4 separate regions of the Homo sapiens genome follow, and regions 1, 2 and 4 are each linked to region 3. Evidence: read pairs that join two places in POLR2A ChIA-PET (ENCODE). Cell type or tissue: HepG2. All regions are shown on one strand.

Region 1 (5,000 bases), 60 kb before region 3:
GCCCCTAGAGAGCCGCCGTGGGTCTGTTTGTCATCCCTTCTGGGTTCTGCTGAGTGATGGGGCTCCCCATCCTGCCTCTGCTCAGCCTCAGTCTAGAATTGGCATCTCAGCCAAGGGGCATCCCCCAGCTCACATGACAGTCACTCGGCCTCTCTTGTTTGGGTGCCCTCCTTTCTGATATGCCGAATGAGGACCTGGGGCACTGGTACCTTTGGCTTACTCTTCATTGTCTGTGTAAGTAATAAACAGTCTGAATCTATTATAAAAGCCCCTGAATCAGGGCTTGGAGTTGCCCTGAATTGTATGCACCTGAGCTTGACAAAGTCCCAGTGCCTAATCCTGCAGGGAACCCTGGAGTGGGGGTGACAGCAAAGGAGCTGGGCCTTTGTCCACATGACCACCAGTTGTGGCCATGGGCTGCCCGGGAGCCCCAGTGCCCAAGGGCAGGTCCCTGAAGGTATCAGGGGTGAGCCATTCACAGCAAAGCACACAGACCTTGGAAAAGGACCTCAGTGGGCCTGGAAGTGGGAGAAGAGATGAGGGTGTACAGTTCATTACATTCACCAATAATTCATATAAGACGCTGCAGGATTCATTGCTGAGGCACTGGATTTTGACCCCACAGAGAGAAAATGGATATGGTAGCCCAGCATACATAGCTGTAGGGACATTTCCTAGACCCCAGCTTCTAGGGCAGCCATCAAGGGTGCAATTTAACATTCCTGCCAATGTCCAGGCAGGCAGCAGTGGTTGTCCACAGACCAGGAAAAGGCAATTGTTTTCTTCATGAAAAAAGGCCCCAAGCCAGCACTTTTCATGCCAAACTACTGGCGGAAGCCAGCGGGCAGCCAGCCATGCCAGGGTTCTTGGAGCACAGAACCAAACAAGGTGGCTCAGCCCCCAACTGGATGCCAGGATAGGTTGGCTGGAGGAGGTCTGTAAGTACCACCGTGGCCATTCAGTGACAGCACAAAAGGATGCCTTGGTCCTCTCCTCTGGGTGCCCTTTGACCTTTTCTTTGAGAACCCCGGCTCCCCACCCATCTGCCTCCCCCTACCTCTATCTCTGCCACAATGTCTTCATTCCTTGTATTTTCCTATTGGCTTTTCTCCTGCTCTTCTCCTGACTTAGGGATGCAGAAGGCCCACAGGCACTTGGAGCATTGCTCAGCCACACAGGCCCCTCAGAGACAAAGAGGAATTTCCCTCATGACCTGGAGGACAAGATGGAGGGAAGGAGGGAAATTTAATCACAAGGTGGCAAAACTTTTTCTATTAAGGACCTGAAAGAAAATATTTTAGACTTTACAGGCCATGTGGTCTCTATTACAACAACCCAATTCCACCATTGTAGCATGAAAGCAGCCATAGACAATGCATAAATGAATGGGCCTTTGAATGGCAGTGTTCTAATAAAACTTTATTTACACAAACAGGCAGAGGGCCAGCTTTGACCTTTGGGTGTAGTTTGCAGACCCCTGGTTTACATGTTCCCAGAATCCAACAAGTTAGAATTAAAGGAACTTTAGAGATCATCCAGGCCAGGGAGGGCAGACAGGTTTCAAACCCATCTGCCAACTCTGAGTGCTCAGTGATGATTCCCTGATTTGCTGTGTTGAGGATTCTGAGGCCAACATCTAGCTTGGAGGGAAAGTGCCATAATAGTACCCTATGCCGTGGGCAGGGAGAGAGGAGTGGCAGCACAAGTGCCCCAGATTAGCTGCTTGATTAACCAAACACTTTCATTTCACATACAAACAGCTGGATCCCAGAGAGGTTAAGCGATTTGCCCAAGGCCACAGAACTGGCCAGAGAGTTGCTTGTCAACCGGCTTCTTCATGTTACTCTGCAGCAAAATGGAAAGCTGCATTTATTCCATTGCCTCATCACCACACATCTAAGCCAAATAATTTTCATGGTCCCTGGAGAGCAAAGGGTCAGAAGCCAGGGCCCCAGCCAGTCCTCGATTTGTGAGAATTGATGTTTTGGGGGCTTTCACAACTATAAAAAAAAGTCGCATTTGTGATGTCTGAAAAATTAGGAGACTGGCTTCAGAGAGTACTGCCTGACAGATCCTGGTCATGGTCGGGCATGAAGTAGCCCCAGCATTAAGCTGTAGCTTCCCTTTTTCAGCAAGAAATGCTTTGCAAGCACCATGGTCACTATCTCATGAGCCCCATAAGGCTAATGCCAATCAAGCATCAAGCTCTGGTATTTCTCACCCATGTGTCTATTTCCTAAGATTCTCAACAGCTGTGACTATCAGATAATAACTGCCATGGTCTTTATTAATCTTGATTAATAAGCAACTGTAGTAACAACTCTGAAAACAGGATGCAGGTTGAGGTTTTGGAAGAAACTTTTAAAACCCTGGACTCTGTAAACTAGGTCATTTTTAAAAATCAGACTTTCTACTGTTAGAGTATGTCTGGTAGCAGAGCTTTGAAATTGCTTGGGCGTCAGTTACTTGGCTCTTAAATGGAGTAATGCTTACCTCATGGGCTGTTGCAACATTCAGTTAAATAACAGATGACAGCCAAAGCCCACATGCCCAGGTCCACTCTGGAGGTCACTTACAGCTGCTGTTGGCAGTCCAGGCCATGCCAAGGGCTCTTTCCAGCACCTGCATCTATCTCTTCGGGTGTTCTCTATGCCCCTGCCCCAGTACCTCCCACCCCAGAGTGTTCAGCTCACACTCAACACAGGCTAGAGAAACCAGGGCAAGACTGCTCCTAGGGGCAGCCTCCAAGCAAGGAGGACTGCTAGGAGGTAGTGAAAAGGACTCTTGTGTCCTTGCCTTTCTGTGTACAGTTTTGAGGGATAGTTTGGTTTGATAAAACTTTATACAGTGTCTTAGAAGGCCCACAGGGATACCTGAGCCCTATTTCCTTCTCTCACTAATACACCCCCTTCTTGATTTTCTTTCCTTCCCTGCCTCACTTCTTCCCTCCCAGTGCATCCTGGGGTCATCTCTCAAATAAATGGCCTAAGCTCAAGTCTTTGTGTCAGGGGCATCCTGAGATACATTTAATTGTAATTTTTATTTTTTAGAGATGGGGCCTCACTATGTTGCCCTGTCTGGTCTTGAACTCCTAGCCTCCAGTAATCTTCTTGCGTCAGCCTCTCAAGTTGCTGGGATCACAGGCATGTACCACTGCATCTAAATCAGAGATACATTTGGATTTAGGAAAGGGAGTGGCTGGAAAGGAAGCAAGAACATGCATGTGTCCCCCATCCCAACACCATGGAAGAGGATGAGAGGGTTAAAGCTGCCGGCAGCTACGGAGCATCCGATAATGCAATACAAGAACTATCCCTGTCAATGAGCAGGAAGCTGACAGGGCTAATAGCAGCCAAGCAACTTTCTTTCCAGGCTGCTTTTCTATTCCTCTTCTGCTGGTTCCTCTGGGGAGGTCCCATTCATGACACAGTTCTGGTGGGTTTGAAAATCACGACACCCAACTCCACCACATCAAACACTCTGAGGTTGATATGGGAGAGACCGTAAATGAAGCTTGTACACCTGGGTTATTCACTGGCAGGGTGGGGCTGCAAATGCCTGGCATTTTGTCTGCCACGTGAACAGAGCTTGCATGCAGAATGAAGGTAAATAGAGGTAAGATGAGATGAGAGAGAGAGCCCATATCATCAGAGCCACTGAATCCAGCTATGACTTTGGAATCTGGTGGTTACTAGAGTCAACACAAACACATTCCCTTTATGTTTATTTGAGTTGCATTTCTGTCACTTGCAACCAAAAGGGTCCTGACCAAAAAAAGACATTTCAGTTGTGCCTCCCTGGAATTATTTCTTTTCCTGAAAAAGCCACGCTGTTCGGCATAACTGCTTTCCTCCTGCACCACAAGGGATAAGAATTTAATCAATTACTTAACATGGAGAGATTGAAGTTTTACCCATCCAGGTTTCCATTCAGGGACCCATCCATCTGTTTCTTATTTAAAGGTCTTATCAAGCGTGTGTTTTAATTTGTGTTCCCTCAAAACAAACCCTGGTGCAAGGATTCAGTTATGAGAGTAGTGAGCTGCTCAGGCAGACTCTGCCTGGGACCTTCTCATCCACTCATCCTGTAGAGCTGTTCCAGATGAAATTTACTTAACTACAAAGAACAGGACGCCCAAGTAACACTGGCTGAAAAAAAATGAAAACACAATTCTTTCATAAAATAAGAAGGCTGTGGGAGGAGATTTTGCAGTAGCAGCCCAATGACAAGGGAAAGGACCCTGGGTTTTTCTGTTATTTCTCCACTGCCAACCTCAGTGTGTTGGTTTGTCAGCCTCTTGCTTATCACCTTCTGGTCACAAGATGGCTGCTGCAGCCCCCAACATCACAACCACATACAAGGTCAGGAAGCATAGTGGGGCAGGGGCATTACAGCAGACATTATTGGAGCTCATCGCCTATCCCTCCATTTTATTATTTCAGTAGGCTCCAGTCAATTCCAAACTGCCTTAACCTGAGGGCTTTTCCCTAAAACCTCAGAAAACTGCTCTGCCCATGGACATCAGGTCAGAAGTGCCCCCCAAAATTCATATTCCTCCAGAGAAAGTCCTAACCAATGATTGAGGGGGAGTAGCTATAAAAGTACCTTAGTTCCCTCATTGCTCCAAGGGATAACCACAAGGCATGTGACTTACACCTTTTCCAAAAATGTCCCTGCATGATTAAGCTTAGTTCTCCACAGTAAAACCTGCTCTATAATGCACGCTTTGTTAAATATTTTTCCTTCCCTGTCTCACTTCCCTACTCCCTTGCTAGTGTTTTCCTGGGATTATGTTCCCAGAAAACTACTTACCCTATAATTCTTGTTTCAGGGAATGCTTCGGTGAGGGTTTGGGGGTGGGGACAAAGTAAGACAGCTCTTCTTTTTATCAAGGAGGGAAAATCTTGCCAGAAATTCCCCAGTAGACTTCCTCTTGACCATACCTGAGTTACCTGCCCCACCCCTGCCTCCAGCTGCCCTGGAGGAGTTGAAACAGTGAG
Region 2 (5,000 bases), 130 kb before region 3:
TTGAACAGGTCATTTACCTTCTTAGGCCTTGGTTTTCTTATGGGAGAAATTAGGGGTTTAGGCTAGATTAGAGAAGGATTTCGGGGAGCCCAAGGAGGGCATGGGGATGGCATCATGTGTTGGGGGGCTCTAGTGTCCTCTTCTCATTCCCAAGTCAACAGAGAGTAATTCTGCTTTGATCTATTTTATGTAAAGGAATTCCAGGTATAATTTCCTTTGAAGTAAAGATCCCTTTTTTTAATTAAAAAAAAAAAAAAAAGAGGAGCAGCTTGTTATTCAGGTCTGTCTGCTCTGAAGTTCTCTGACTTCAAAGCCATTGGGGTCATAGTTGTCTTCCTATTGATGGCTAATGAGGACATGATGCGCCTGGTGATTTGGGGGTAGACACTGCCTGGGAGCTGCGAGCATGTGCCATATGGCAGCACAGACGCTGCAGATCCCCCCGCAAAGGCCCATTTAGCTGGAACCCCATCATCCCAGCAAATCTGCTTGGAATTTTATCAGATAGAAGCAAAGGACAAGACGTGGTTCTCCAATTTTGCAACATACTTGAGTCACTTGGGGAGTTTTTAAAACTTCTATGTCCAGGGCATACCCTATGCTAATGAAATCAAACTCTGGAGGTGGGATCCAAGCATCAGTAATTTGTAACTCGCCCCATGTGAGGCCTAATGTGCTGTCAAGTTTAAGAATAAGTGCCACTGGTACAGCCGCTTGGAAAACAGTATGGCAATTCCTCAAAAAAATAAAAATAGAATTACCATATGATGCAGCAATTTCACTTCTGGGTATGTACCCAAAAGAATTGAATGCACGTTCTCAAAGAGATATTTGTGTACCCATGTTCGTAGCAGTATTATTCACAACAGCATAAGGTGGGAGCATCCCAAACGTCTATCAATAGATGAAGAATAAACAAAATGTGTTGTGTACATACAATAGAATATAGTTCAGCCTTAAAGAGGCAGGATATTCTAAGACATGCTGCAGCACAGATGAACCTTGATAACATTATGCTAAGTGAAATAAGCCAGACAGAAAAGGACAGATATTATATAATTCCACTTAAAATTTTTTTCTTTTTAGATTCTCTGCAGGGCAAGTTCTACACAGTTCCACTTATATGTAACTTCCACTTATATGAGGTATCTAGAGAAGTCATTTTAATAGAAACGGAAAATAGAATAGTGGTTGCCAGGGGTTGCAGGGAAAGATGGAGACTTGCTCTTCAATGGATATGGAGTTTCAATTTTGCAAGTTGAAAAGAGTTCAGGAGATTGGTTGCACAACAATGGGAATGCACTTAACATTACTGAACCGTGCACTTAAAAATGATTGAAATGGGACATTTTATGTTAGGTATATTTTACCACAATTAATGCAATAACATAAAAAGAGTAAGTGGCATCATGAATGTCTTGCTGGTGGAAGTGAGGTCTGTGGGCCAGCAGTGTCACATCTGCTTGGAGCTGGTCACACATGCAGTATCTGAGGCCCGTCCCAGACCTGCTGAGTCAGCACCTGCATTTTTTAACAAAAAACCCCCAGGTGGTTCGTGCACTCACTCAACTTTGAGAAGTGCTAGTTGTAATGAACCAAACATTAGACCAGGGTTTAGAAGGTCAGAAGATGTAGCAGACATTGTTGTTTGCCTACCCAGCATTCATTTCCTCTCTTCCTTCCTTCCTTCTTACAGAAACTGACGTTCTCTGAGTAGCCTCATGTTTCAGAGGGGGCTCATCTCATCCACACTTCCATAGCCCCATAGTGGTCCCATTCCCCTGGCCAGTGGCTGCTTTACAGGTGGGCATGTTGCCTGGTTCTGGCCAATGAAACTAAAGGAAGTTCCACTGGAGAGTTTCTGCGGGAGGTTGCCTCCCTTAAGGACACCCAAGAAGAAAAGACCTCTCCTTCATTTGGAAATTTTTTTTCTTTTTCTTTCTTTCTTTCTTTCTTTTTTTTTTTAAGACGGAGTCTCGCTCTGTTGCCCAGGCTGGAGTGCAGTGGCGCAATCTCAGCTCACTGCAACCTCCACCTCCCAGGTTCAAGCAATTCTCCTGCCTCAGCCTCCCGAGTAGTTGGGATTACAGGTGCACACCACTACGCCTGGCTAATTTTTGTGTTTTTAGTAGAGACGGGGTTTCACCATGTTGGCCAGGCTGGTCTCCAACTCCTGACCTCAAGTGATCTGCCTGCCTCGGCCTCCCAAAGTGCTGCGATTACAGGTGTGAGCCACCACTCCCGGCACCTTTGGAAGTTTGCACATTGGAATAGGACCCAAGCAAATTCTGGACCGCTGTTCACACAGAGTCATTGACTGATAAGATCCTGGGTCCACCTCATCAAAGGATTTCTTGTTATATGAGATTAGAAGTGTATTTATTGTTTCAGACCACATGGGGCAGGATTTTTCATTACTTATAGCCCAGGGTTTCTTAACCTCGATGGTATTGACACCTAGGGCCAGATAATTCTTTGTTGTGGGGCAGTTGTGTGCATGGCAGGATGCTTAGCAGTGTCTCTGGCCTCTGCCCACTAGAGCCAATAGTCCTTCCCCCTCTCCCAGGTGTGACAACTCAAGTGTCTCTGGACATTACCAGTGTTCCCTGGGGAGGGGGTCCAATGGCCCCCAGTTGAGCACCACTGTTGCAGCCAAAGGTGTCGTAAAGAATGTGAAGACCTTTTTATTCTGACCTCCGACGTTGCTGGAGAGCCCCAGGAGGGCAAAAGTCACTGCCTATGTCCACACCCCAGAGATGTTGCAAGGATCAAAGTGAGCTCAGGTGTGTGAGAAAAGCAAACACACACAAGGTGTTACTAAGCATTACCCGTCTTTGATGCTGCTGATGCATTGATAGCAATGTTGTAGTTTCCATTTATTCTTAGATTTCATAGGCAGAGATGTTTAACTTAACAGATGGCCAGCATGGATAGTGAATGGAATTTTCCCTCAGCAAAGGCAGAGCGGCTCATGAGACTTTCAGGCTTTTCCTTGCTCAGAAATTCTGGATTCTCACCCAATTCATCAATCCCAATTCTCAATCCCAATTCATCATCCCATAAATCCATGGGTGCTGAGGCGTTCTCCTGTTAACACCTGAGTTAAACACCATCTTGTACTTACGAAACATATTTTCACAGATGAAGAGTGAGATTCCTATTTAGCTGCTAAAGAGAGGTCGATGCCCTCGGCTCACACATCTGTGGATTTAAGACCCACAGAGTCAGGGGACCCTGAACAACCTCTCATGTCTTTTGCTCCCCTTCCTAGAATCTGCTGACACATCAAGGCCACTTTTCTTAGGAGCCCCCTGACTTCCAAAATCAGTGCCTTTGGATTCATCTCTTCCGGGAGAGTTCAGTGTCTTCTGAAATGTTACAAAACGTCCTTCAGAGCAAGAAGGCGTACACGAGGAGCTCGACTCTGTAGAAAGGTCTGGAGGAGGATGGGGACAGGAGAGGGGATGGGGCTGTGAAAGGGAGGCGTTGGATGCACCTGATCATTTACGTCATCGAATGCTTACCATGTCCTCAGCAGAGGGGCTGGTGTTGGATTGGGGAGCAAAGGCCATTAGGAGGCAGCTGCAGCCCTTCGGGGCTTCATGATCTGCTGGGGAATGTGTGGAGGACATTGGGTCATTCCTGTATCATAGTCCCATATTGTAAGGGGTAACTATCCCCAGGAACAGGATAACTATCTTGATTTAGGTCCCCCCAGCCCCACCCCTGCAGCCCATGGGCTTTGAGGGACACTGACTTCCTTGCTGAGCCCAGAGGTAGAACACACATATCAAACCACAATTTTTGTTTTAGGGGTTGGCGTATTACAGTTTGAACCAGAGAGGGCATTTGTTGGGGGCCCCTAGGAAAAGATAGCTTTGTGTTTCTTTGGGGGAGAGGGCTGTGGCTTGCAAAGGCAATGCTGCAGCCCAGTTACTTCCACGAAGGAGTTAAGCTGAAGATTGAGCCCATTCACAAAGAAAGACTGAGTCGAGAGAGCTGCCGGGAAATCAAGCTGAAGCCTTGCTCAACCTACGTCTGATCTACCTCTGGACTTTTTGGTAGCATGTGCTAATAACACCTCCCTATTGTGTAAACTGATTTACACTGAGTTTTGTGTTACTTTCATCATAAACTGTCCAAACTGGCACAGAATTTTGTACCAGGAAGGGGATGCTACAATGAACAAACCTTAAATGTGGATTGGTTGAGAAGAGACATTCAAGCGGACAGCAGCAAAGATGTCTCTATCAAACTTGGAAGATGGCGGCCGGGCGCAGCAGCTCATGCCTGTAATCCCAGCACTTTGGGAGACCGAGGTGGGTGGATCACCTGAGATCAGGAGTTCAGGACCAGCCTGGTCAACATGGTGAAACCTCATCTCTACTAAAAATACAAAAATTAGCCGGGTGTGGTGGCACACACCTGTAATCCCAGCTACTCGGGAGGCTGAGGCAGGAGAATAGCTTGAACGCAGGAGGCAGTGGTTGCAGTGAGCCAAGATCATGCCATTGCACTCCAGCCTGGGCAACAAGAGCGAAACTTCATCACAAAAACAAAACAAAACAAAAAACTGGAAGATGGCAACCCTCATTTAACAAAATGGCCGGTTTTGCTGGGATGCAGACCTAATGCTTATGGAACCCATGATATTTCGAGATCTTCCAGGAAATATTCAGGATGTTAGCTACCTCTGGCAGTCTTCATTAAGGTCCTAGGAGACTCAACTCCTGGGAGATGGTGGTCCATTTAAAAGTGGAGAGGGATGAAAATAGTTTTGCTAAGACAGAGAGTCTTTTTGCCTGGGGCCTGCAATCTAAAGTTGCAGGAAATTGATGAGCAAGTCCTGCTGTTTGGGAAAGCTGATTTATCTGGCTAAAGTTAGAGCACAGGCAACAAATGAGGTGACTTAAGCAAAAGCCACCTTCTCTTCCTTCTTTTGAGGTGGAGTTGGTGAGGCCAAAGAGTGCTGGAGCAGCCCTTTCACCACCATGAGGGGA
Region 3 (5,000 bases):
AAAAAGTGCAAAGTTTTTGTGCCTGCTGGCCCAGAAATGGCTTCACGAATTTCCTTTTGTTTTTTGCAATGGTTGTTAGGCTGGTTCATTTGTTTTTGAAATAGCCGGCAACCTCAGCTGCAGACATCAATCTATGGTAAACATCAAGCAATTCAACTTTCTTGTAATGTCATGGCTTTCCTCTGCTTCTTGGGAGCACCCCCAGCACCACTAGTGGCACTTCATGTGGGTCTCATGGTGCTATTCAGGGTTTATGGTATGCACTGCACACAAAGAAAAATACACGAGAACCAGAAGAGATCACTTTTCACTGCAATATGCAGTGTATCATTAGAGACAAACTGCTCACAGGGAGATGATCAGCATCATATGGTGTTTAAGTGGATACTTGCAACAGGAGCTTGCCACAATAGCAACAAGAGGTGGCTATGAAATTATGACAGTAGTATGGTATCAGTACAGTGAATTCGATGCAGTTATGATTTAATACTGTATCTTCGTTTGTTTCCATTTATCTTGATTGAAAGGCACCATGTATGGTCTGTGTCCGTATGTGTAAGTTTTGATAAATTTTAACTTTTTAGAATAGATTTGTGTATATTTTATGGTAGTAAATGATAAAATAGACTCCTATCTACATATATTTTATGCATTCATGACATACCTAACTTTTCCTGAATTTTCTTGATATTTCTAGACCATGCTGCAAGCTTTTTTAAATTATCACAAATCTCCAAAAAATGTTTATTGAAAAAAATCCATGTAGAAGAGGACCTGTGCAGTTCAAACCCATGTTGTTCAAGGGTCACCTGTAGTTGCAAAGGTGATGGAAGAGCTGAAAACCTAAACGGGAGGGTAGAGCAACCCAGAAAGTAGAAACTGCTACTTCCCCAGGGCTAGAGGAACAAGGGAAGAGAGGGTATTATTAGGAGCCGAAGTTATGGAGGAGACTTGGCCACTGCTGGAGGCATCACCTGAAACAGAAAGGGCTGGAGAGAGAATATTCCTGGCTTCTCTCTTCTACCAAGCTCAATCTCCTGCCACTGCTTCCCATTGACTGAACTTGTCAGGAAGCCAGGGTGCAGGGGAGCCTGGGAAATGTAGTCCACAGAGGTCAGGGCCGTGCAACACAGCACAGCAGAGAAGGATGAGGGATGGATCTGAGGACAAACAGGAAAGTGACAGTCTCCACCGCCTGAGCTGTGTGATGGGGATGAGAAGGGCCCTGTGCCTACCTGAAGGCAGAAGATTGTCTCAGCTGACAGCTTTGCGTCTTTTCTGATTCCTACAGAAATGGAGAGCATGAGCAGCAAGGGAGAAGTCTTTGTCACCCTATCCCCAACAGGAGGGGACTGTGGGAGAATGATCTTAGGTGGGGAGATGACCTGTGGTCTGGGGAACCAGGATGGCTGGGTTCTTGAGAGGCCCTGCCAGCCAGAGCTGGAGATCAATCCCCGCATTAGCAAGAGCAAACATCCAGCACTGTGGGGAAGTCACTATAGTAGCTGCCATAGATGAAGCATCCACTGGTCCAGGAACTAACCTTCATGCTTTAGGTGGATTATTTCATGTAATCCTTTTTTATTTTATTTATTTATTTATTTATTTGAGATGGAGTCTCGCTGTTTCTCCCAGGCTGGAGTGCAGTGGCGCCATCTTGGCTCACTGCAAGCTCCTCCTCCCACGTTCACACCATTCTCCTGCCTCAGCCTGGCAAGTAGCTGGGACTACAGGCGCCCGCCACCATGCCCGGCTAATTTTTTGTATTTTTAGTAGAGACGGGGTTTCACCATGTTAGCCAGGATGGTCTCGATCTCCTGACCTCGTGATCCACCTGCCTTGGCCTCCCAAAGTGCTGGGATTACAGGTGTGAGCCACCATGCCTGGCCTCATGTAATCCTTTTGATAACCCTTTGAGATAAGCACCAAGGGTGTTCCATAAAACCTAAAAAAAATTATAGCCAAAAAAAAAAGATTGTTCCAGTACACATATAACTGAACAAAAAAGTCCTGAAACTGAAAAATGAAAAATCCCAGAAGGTCTGAGTGTAGTGTGGCTGCTTGAGGCCAAATTAGACCTTCTGGTCAACATGATTTCCTGTAAGTGAATAGATAAAAATAAGCTTCTGTATATGTTCTATGTATTGAATCATACAGTATCACTATATATGTTTTTTCATTCAATATTTCTTACAATCCAGCATTGTAAAAGTTTCACATGACATGACACTTTAGAGGAAGAAATGGAAAATCAGGCTGGATGTGGTGCCTCACACTTGTAATCCCAGCAATTTGGGAGGCCAAGGCCAGAGGATCTGTTGAGCCCAGGAGTTCAAGACCAGCCTGGGCAACATGGTGAAACCCCATTTCTACAAATAATAAAAAAAAATTATCCAAGCATGGTGGTGCATGCCTGTAGTCCCAACTACTCCAGAGGCTGAGGTGGGAGGGTCACTTGAGCCCAGGAAGTTGAGGATGTAATGAGCCGAGATCATGCCACTGCACTCCAGCCTGGGTGACAGAGTGAGACCCTGTTGAAAGAAAGAGAGAAAGAGAGAAAAGAAAGAAAGAAAAGAAAAAGAGAGAAAGAAAGAAAGAAAGAGAGAGAGAGGGAGACAGAGAGGGAGGGAGGGAGGGAGGGAGGGAGGGAGGGAGGGAGGGAGGGAGGGACAGAAAGAAATGGAAGATCAGAGAAGTGGAATAACCTCCTAGGATCACACAGCTTGTGAATGAGAGGCACTGAGTTGCTCAGTGATGGAGTGTCTAATGTTGGGTGTGTATGTACTGACTGTGTCCCAAGGCCAATTATAACTTGGGGAAGGCACCACTACCTCCCTGTCATACAATGGGTACATTGTCTGTCAATGGCACGTGGTTGTACACACCTCCAGGGGTAAACAATCAAAAGTCAGGAGCCTCTCCAGCTCTCCCTCATAAAAATACTGTATCCTCTAGGGAGTGGGGTTCTCTAGTCCAGCCCCATGTGATATGCAGTCCCAGTGGGGCCGGGAGATTTGCCCAAGGTCACACAGCTGGTTAGAGGGGAACCACACACCACCACGTCCTGCAGCTGCAAATCTGTTTCATGGCCTGCTTCCTCTCTTCTTCCCTAGAATGCCTTTTTTTTCTACCACAGAGTTTCTACAGTTCAAACCTGGAGGGCAGGTTGGGTTTTGTTTTGTTTTTCACACACTCCTTCACAGATTACAGGAGAGATTTTACTCTTGAACTGAAAGTAGAAAATTATTGTTAGCTTTAACACACAGCTCTTTCTCTCTTCCCCAACCCAGATACATTAGGATCCTCTTGTCCTATCAAAAAAAAAATAGTAATAATAATAATAATAATAATAATAATAATTCTATGGGGCAGAAAAGAGAAGAATTTGTGAGTTTCCCATTCCTGGCTGGACATTTCCCACAAATGGCAGTTAAGTCTTCATTGACTAATAGGAAAAGAGCAGCTCCAGCCGCATGACTTCACGGCACAGGCAAAGTCAAAGGCAAGGAGAGCTCACCTTAACTCTGGTGTATAGACACAGACTCCATGCCTCTTGTCCAACTCTTCCATCAGGGAGCCAGAACGTCCACATCTTCCAGGTTCCTGTAGGCTGTGTTTAGGGAGAGATGTAAGACTCTACTGGAACTTACGTGCTGGGAGGGCCAATGGTGCTGACACTTGGTCTTCTTGCTCTTGGCTGATGGATAGCAGGGAATATGAAGCTATCTATATCTCACTCAGATAGAGATGGACATTCCAGTCAAAAGCTAAGCTACTTCTGAATGCAAAGATGGTGTATCAGCTTTTGCTGCATAACAAACCACTCCAAAATGTAGTGGTTAAAATAACTATTGTTTATTTAGCTCATGAGTCCTCATATTAGCCATTTGGGTTGTGCTTAGCTGGGCTCATTCCTATGTCTTTGGTCAGCTGCTGGGTTTGCTGGGCCTGTCTGATCTGGGATGGCTCAGCTGAGACAGTATGCCTCTGCTCCACGTGGTCTCTCATCCTCAGCAGCATAGCCTGAGCTTTATGCACAGTAGCCTGGGCTTTATCCATGGTAACCAACAGGCTCCCAAGACAAGAGCAGCAGTACTCAGGGCCTCTTGAGGCCCAGGCTTGGAACTGTCATAAGGTGACTCCCAACATATTCCAATGGCTAAGTCAAGTCAAAAGGCCATCCCTGATTCAAGGACTGGAAATCAGCCCCAGAAGCTACAAAGTCACATTGGAAAGGGGCATAGATTTAGGGAGGGGGAAGGATTGTCACCATGTTTGCAAATGATCTTCCCCTATATCCATTTAAAATTCTTCTAGGAACAAAGTAGGGGTTTCAGGAAAAAAAAAAGTGTTGAATCAAATAATACACCCAAGTAAGAGTTTGTGGCACCAGCCTGTTGCACGCCTACTAAATGCAAGCCTTAAGCCTCTGCAGTGGGTAGACCCTAAGCAGTAGCAAGCTGGAGCCTGCTAGCACTGACTCATGAAAGCCAACTGTTAAATGCTCAGGAATTTTTTGAGCCAGTTGTTAAACCATCATAGCTTGAAACTGACCATGGTGGGAGCGTTTACACCATGGGAATTGGCTAGCACTACAAATCAGGGTGCTTTTTCTCCTGGAGAGCTGGTTTACCCACACACCATCCCCGTTAAGCTGAAGGAAATACTGTCTCTTCCAACTTGAGGAGTAAGACAGATACACAATGGAAGATTATCACATGCCAATCAGGCATGATGACTTCAATACAAGAAATAAACTGAGAGACTGGAGACAGCAGGGAAAGGAACTCATCATTTCTGATGTGTAGAAATTACATAAGGCATCATGGAGGAGGTGGTCTTTTCAGCTGGGCCTTGAAGGAAATACAGAGATAGCCACAGCCAGAGGGAAGGCTGCAGCCTGTGGAACAGCCAGGCACAGAAAGAGGTGCCTTTAGAGAGCAGGCAGCCAGCCTAGTGGAAGGGGCTTAGACTACAGGTGTTTTATTTAGTACCATTTT
Region 4 (5,000 bases), 83 kb after region 3:
CCTCTTCCCTGCAACAAGGACCCTTGCAAGTAGCCCCTCCCCTCACACCAGCTTCACCTCTTGCCCCCAATTCTGAGGCGAGTCACATCTGGTCAGTTTCACTCCCCCGCCCCCTCCTATGGCGACAAGTGCTTTAACAGACAGTGCAAAAGGGGTCAAAAGCACTGCAGACATGAACCAGACTTTAGAAAAACACATAGCGCGAGCCCTGTTGGGATTCGCAGCAGGCGTTTCCAATGTTTTTCTCGAGACTGCAGGCTTGGGATTTCCTGTCTTCTGAGGCATTCGCTGAGCAGGCCAAGATCAGCTTCATAGGAAGGCAGGAATGGGGCTTCCTACATTGCTGTCTGCAGGCTCTCTCTGGCTCCTTTCCTCTCCTCCCCTTAGGGTCTTTTTTGTGTATTCTTTCTCCTACTTCTGACACTTTTTCTGCCCCCAGATAAATGTCCAGCCACCTGCCTCCCAACAGGACTGAATCACGGGATCATGATACAATCAACAAATCCAAGGAGCTGAGAGGCCCCGGGAGCTGCAGCTGCATCCAGCTGGAATCTTGAAGGCTGGCTCTAGCTACGGGTTTCCACCCTCATGCGAAGTGTGCCAACTGCTTCGCAGAAACCTCCTAACTTCAGCAGGGCAGAGCAATGGGAAGCTATGTCAAGAATTGCTATGGGTATCCGGCCTGATTTAGGGGTAACTGATACACAGCCTAACACCGCACAGCACCGTTCTTATTAACTGTTCCTTGACTTTGCCCTGTCTTAGGTTGACCGTCCAGAGCATGGGTCATCCCCTCCCTGTCTTTTTGCAATGTAGAGAGGATGGGGTAAACAACAAACACATGACCTCCATTCCCTCTCCAAACCCCATCAGAACAACTGGAAAGGATCTGCAATGTAACAGTTAAAAAGTAAGGCCGTTCATAAACAGTTCCTGAAACCCAAGCAGCTGGCCAGTCTCCTGCTCCATTTCCTTGCAGCAAGTTTCAGTGGAAACTCTATACCCCAAACCCCCAAATCCCTACCCTTTGACTGATGCGAAAAATCCCCCCAAACAGGCCTTTGTTCCTTTAGCTGAGGACACACCAAATGTATTAATGAACGTGGATAAGAGCTGGAAGGCAACTATCAGAAGTGGCTGTGGACTAGGATTACAGGCTGTTATTTTCCTGGCCTGAATATTACAGGTCCCACAACTTAAGAAGCTTTAAAGGAGGTTTGTAAAGCATGTATTAAAAAATAAGGCAGGCCCAGTTGGGCAGTGGCTCATGCCTGTAATCCCGTTTTGGGAGGCTGAGATGGGAGGACTGTTTGAGGCCAGGAGTTCAAGACCACCCAGGGCAATATAACAAGACCCGTCTCTACAAAGATTTTTTTAAAAAAATTACTCAGGCATGGTGGCGTGTGCCTGTAATCCCAGTTACTTGGGAGGCTGAGGTGGGAGGATGGCTTCAGCCCAGGAGCTGGAGGCTGTCATGAGCCATGACCGCACCACTGCACTCCAGCCTGGGCAACAGTGAGACCCTGTCTCAGAAACAACCAACCAACCAAAAAAAAGAAAGGCTCAATTAAAAATTAAAATCCTCCCAAACAGCTACCTAAACCATTCACAACTTCTAGCTAATGAAGACTTTGGTTGGGTGGGGTGGTTGCTGAAGGCAGGGAAGAGGCTGGGAGGCTCAGGGCCTCTGTGCTTGTCTGCAGGGGGCCCTCACCTCTTCCTCATGGGAAGCAGGCCGTGGAAGGACAAAGATGCAAAAGAGCTGTTTTGGGGCCTCAGGAAAACTCCTCCATGGATCTCCACGGAGAGAGAGAACCAACAGCAGAAAACCTCCAGAATCCAACCCCAATGCTGGCATCCTGAATCGTTTTTTGTAAACAATTCCTATTCGGATAGGAAAAAAATCTAGAAACATTTAATAACTTATTCTTGAGATGTGGTATTTTACTGTTATTTTGTTTTACAAGATGTGGGGACTTCATTAAATCCCTACATGTATTAAAGTTAGAAATAAACATTAAAACCAAAAAAGTCAATGGTTTTGAATGGTGACAAACCAAACCTCCAATAAGAAATCACTGTGGGCAGCTCACCCACGCAAGGGGCACCTTGTGTATGTGCGAGGAGTGGATGGGGAAGGGCGTCCCCTGGACCTTGCAGACCCAGCTGTGTCTAAAGGACATAACTGATCACTGCCCAAATGTTGTCCACCACCCCCAACTTCCTTCCAGACACATCACATGGCCTGGCTGTGAACCCCCATCAACATCACAACTGTTTTGACACCAGGCTCAGATGGGGAGTTCTCGAACAGCATGGCCTCAGCAATGGAGGTTGTGTCTTGGGTAACCAGAAACCTGAAGCCCGCAGGAATCCTGGAGGGGACTGCTGGTCTGGGAAAACACCATTCAGAACTACTTAACTCTCAAGTAGCCTGACATTTCTCTTCCTGCTACCTTAGCTATAAGCTGATAATCTGAGCAGCTCTGCGGGGATACCAGGCTCCTGCTCAGCTGTGGGTGGGCAGGTGGCTGTGCTGGGTCGCCCCTGCCGCCTACAGGCAGAAAGCGGATGGTGCAAGGTTTCCTTCCAAACGGAAATCGCCCTTCACAGAGCTGAGCCTGGGAATTACCACAAAGAAACCTCACAAAGAAAAGGTGCGCAAGGCAAATGTTCAGAAAACAGACCCCTAAACCCTGAGATGGCACAAGTGAATGTGTTGGGTGGTGAACTGGCCAAATGCTTGTGCTCTGTCACCACAAACGACCCCAGTGGTCTGACATGACCTCAACGGCTTCACAGACCAGGGGTGTGCTTTCCTTCCTCGTGACAATCTCCTAATTTTGCTTTTCAGAGTGGGGGAGGGCGGGGAGAGGGGAGGTGGATGGCAGTTGTCCCTGTTGTCTAGTCTGGAGTACAGTGGTGTGATTTTAACTTACTACAGCCTTGAACTCCTGGGCACAAGCAGTCCTCCCACCACCTCAGCCCTCCAGGTGTATGCCACCACTGTAGGTTAGCATTTTTTGTAGACACGGTTGCGCTGTTTCTCAGGCTGGATCCTAGCTTTTAATGAAATCGTATGACATGTGAACTGTGCAGTTTTGCGTGTGCCACGAGGCAACTTTCTCAGCCGTGCCTTGGGCAAGTCACAGCCTTTTTGGCCTGGATGCCTTAAGGCAGCCCATCTGAAACCACTTCCCATTCCCATTTCTAGAAACCTTCAAGGGTTCCCTATGAATTGTGCACCCACATGGGTTTTCCTGGAGGATCACTAGTTCTCAGAACCATACAAGCACACAGCAAAAGCCTCTCCACACATCACCCTGAAGTGACCCAAATTCCCATTTCTCAATGTGGGACCTATGCTCTCCTGCACTCCAGCAAGATAGCTGTGGATTCCCACCTGATGCTGTTCCTCCTGCTGCCAAGTGCCTGCCTGCCTTTCCAGGTCTCAGCACACCACACAGGTCGCAGTCAGCATCTAAACCCATCCCCCCACCCCAGACCACTATGAATGCACCCTCACATACAGGTAAAGGTAGCAACTCACTAGGTGACTGACAGAAGGGGAAAGGTGACTACATCCCTGACCCAGAGTGCCTCAAATTTCCTAAGTGACTGTCAGGTGCAATTTAATGAAAAGCCTTGGAACAAATACAGCAGGTAAAACATCTACAATCATACCATCCATGAAGGCTGTATTAGAGATTGCTGGCATAAAACTAATTTGAGGGGCCTCTGAAGTGCTGACTCCAGCTCACAGATCAGTCAGCTGAGAGAGGCAGCCTAGATCACTTGGTGAGCAGCAGACCCAGCACTCAAGATTCATGCCTCTGCTGTCCATTTGACAAGGTTTAGTCTCAAGAAAATGCACCAAGGCCCCGAGGCCAACAGCCAGAGCTCCACCAATCAGGGCTGATCACACTGGTGCTCAAGCACTGCGGCCCAGGAACCTGACTGCAGGAGTGCTGGCTCTACACTAACAGAATGCTGGGCGTGTGTGGGTGGCTGCTGTGGACATTATGGGGGAGATGGGTAGGAAGGACAGATTTGGTTAGGAGCCCAGACTGAAGTTACAACTGCCAAGTTTAAATTCACTCATTTTGTGCACCGTTTCCCAAGTATGTACTGTGAAGGTAGAAGGCACTGTGGCCGCCTGTAAATAGCTGGGGAGGCAAGACACGAAGACCAGATAAATGTTAAGAAACATGCTCCCTGTATGTATTGAAATCAGTTCTGCAACCCTCATACCAGTTGGCTGTAACAGATGCTAAATGTGGTGGGTAAAATGTTTTTAGTCTCATGGTCTTACCATGAATTACTTATTAGAAAGGTAAAGGAGATTACCACCCTAAGTGCTCAGTCATCAACAAAGGAATAGACACACAACTCCTGAAGACATGTCATTGGCACCAGGGAGTGGTTTCGTGGAAGACAATTTTTCCATGGACAAGGTGGGGTGTGGAAAGGGATGGCTTCCAGATGAAACCATTCCACATCAGATCATCAGGCATTTGATTCTCCTAAGGAGCGCACAACCTAGACCTGTTGCATGCCCAGTTCACAATACTGGGTTTGCACTCCTATGAGAATCTAATGCTGCTGCTAATCTGACAGGAGGCGAACCTCAGGCGGCAATGCTGGCTCACCTCTTCCTAACAAGCCATGGACCTGAGACTGGGGACCACTGCCCTATGGTAAAGGCCCTGGCCAAAATGCAAACCTCCATCAGGTCAGGAGCAAACAGACAAACCCACATTTAGAGACCATCTAAAAAAGGCCTGGAGTACTTAAGAATGTCAAGACTAGGACAAATTTCCCCTGACCGCCCCCAGGACTCTGGGCAGAACCTGAAAACCCTGTAACCACAGCCAAACCCTAGCACCACCTGCACTCCTGGGACACACTCTGGTTGTAGTTTCCACGAAAACAGGCCGTACATTAGTAGCACGATTATTTTATTATATGCTTTATAAAAAAACAAACACCCAAAGACATAC

The links. ChIA-PET counts read pairs that join two places held together with the same protein. Peaks named below come from ENCODE experiments on the same cell type or tissue, not always from the same donor. Only the 100,000 strongest peaks of a DNase experiment are listed, where the experiment ranks them.
Region 1: POLR2A ChIA-PET joins it to region 3 with 11 read pairs; 5 of 35 experiments call an interaction of 5 or more read pairs at or near these places.
Region 2: POLR2A ChIA-PET joins it to region 3 with 18 read pairs; 3 of 35 experiments call an interaction of 5 or more read pairs at or near these places.
Region 4: POLR2A ChIA-PET joins it to region 3 with 13 read pairs; 4 of 35 experiments call an interaction of 5 or more read pairs at or near these places.

Annotation. Positions count from the first base shown.
Region 1 is chr20:17,793,782-17,798,781 of GRCh38, forward strand. No RefSeq gene overlaps it. Among named protein-coding and RNA genes, the nearest start is that of BANF2, 96 kb to the left of the region's middle. In HepG2, no CTCF peak of the experiment used is centred here; DNase peaks (open chromatin) are centred at 2,520 and 3,608; H3K27me3 peaks cover 815 bases.
Region 2 is chr20:17,719,445-17,724,444 of GRCh38, forward strand. It overlaps BANF2 (BANF family member 2), which reads left to right. Exons shown (of 4, transcript NM_178477.5): 2 at 3,272-3,434. Among named protein-coding and RNA genes, the nearest start is that of BANF2, 22 kb to the left of the region's middle. In HepG2, a CTCF peak has its summit at 2,428; DNase peaks (open chromatin) are centred at 2,367 and 2,797; H3K27me3 peaks cover 3,051 bases.
Region 3 is chr20:17,853,369-17,858,368 of GRCh38, forward strand. No RefSeq gene overlaps it. Among named protein-coding and RNA genes, the nearest start is that of SNORD17, 110 kb to the right of the region's middle. In HepG2, no CTCF peak of the experiment used is centred here; DNase peaks (open chromatin) are centred at 1,083 and 2,883; H3K4me3 peaks cover 351 bases.
Region 4 is chr20:17,936,659-17,941,658 of GRCh38, forward strand. SNX5 (sorting nexin 5) reads right to left here. Exons shown (of 13, transcript NM_014426.4): 13 at 4,942-5,000. Among named protein-coding and RNA genes, the nearest start is that of SNORD17, 24 kb to the right of the region's middle. RefSeq lists enhancers at 2,054-2,647, 2,280-2,409, 3,650-3,739, 3,770-3,859, 3,835-4,426. In HepG2, CTCF peaks have their summits at 1,814 and 2,539; DNase peaks (open chromatin) are centred at 2,583, 3,472 and 3,844; H3K4me3 peaks cover 293 bases; H3K27me3 peaks cover 1,091 bases.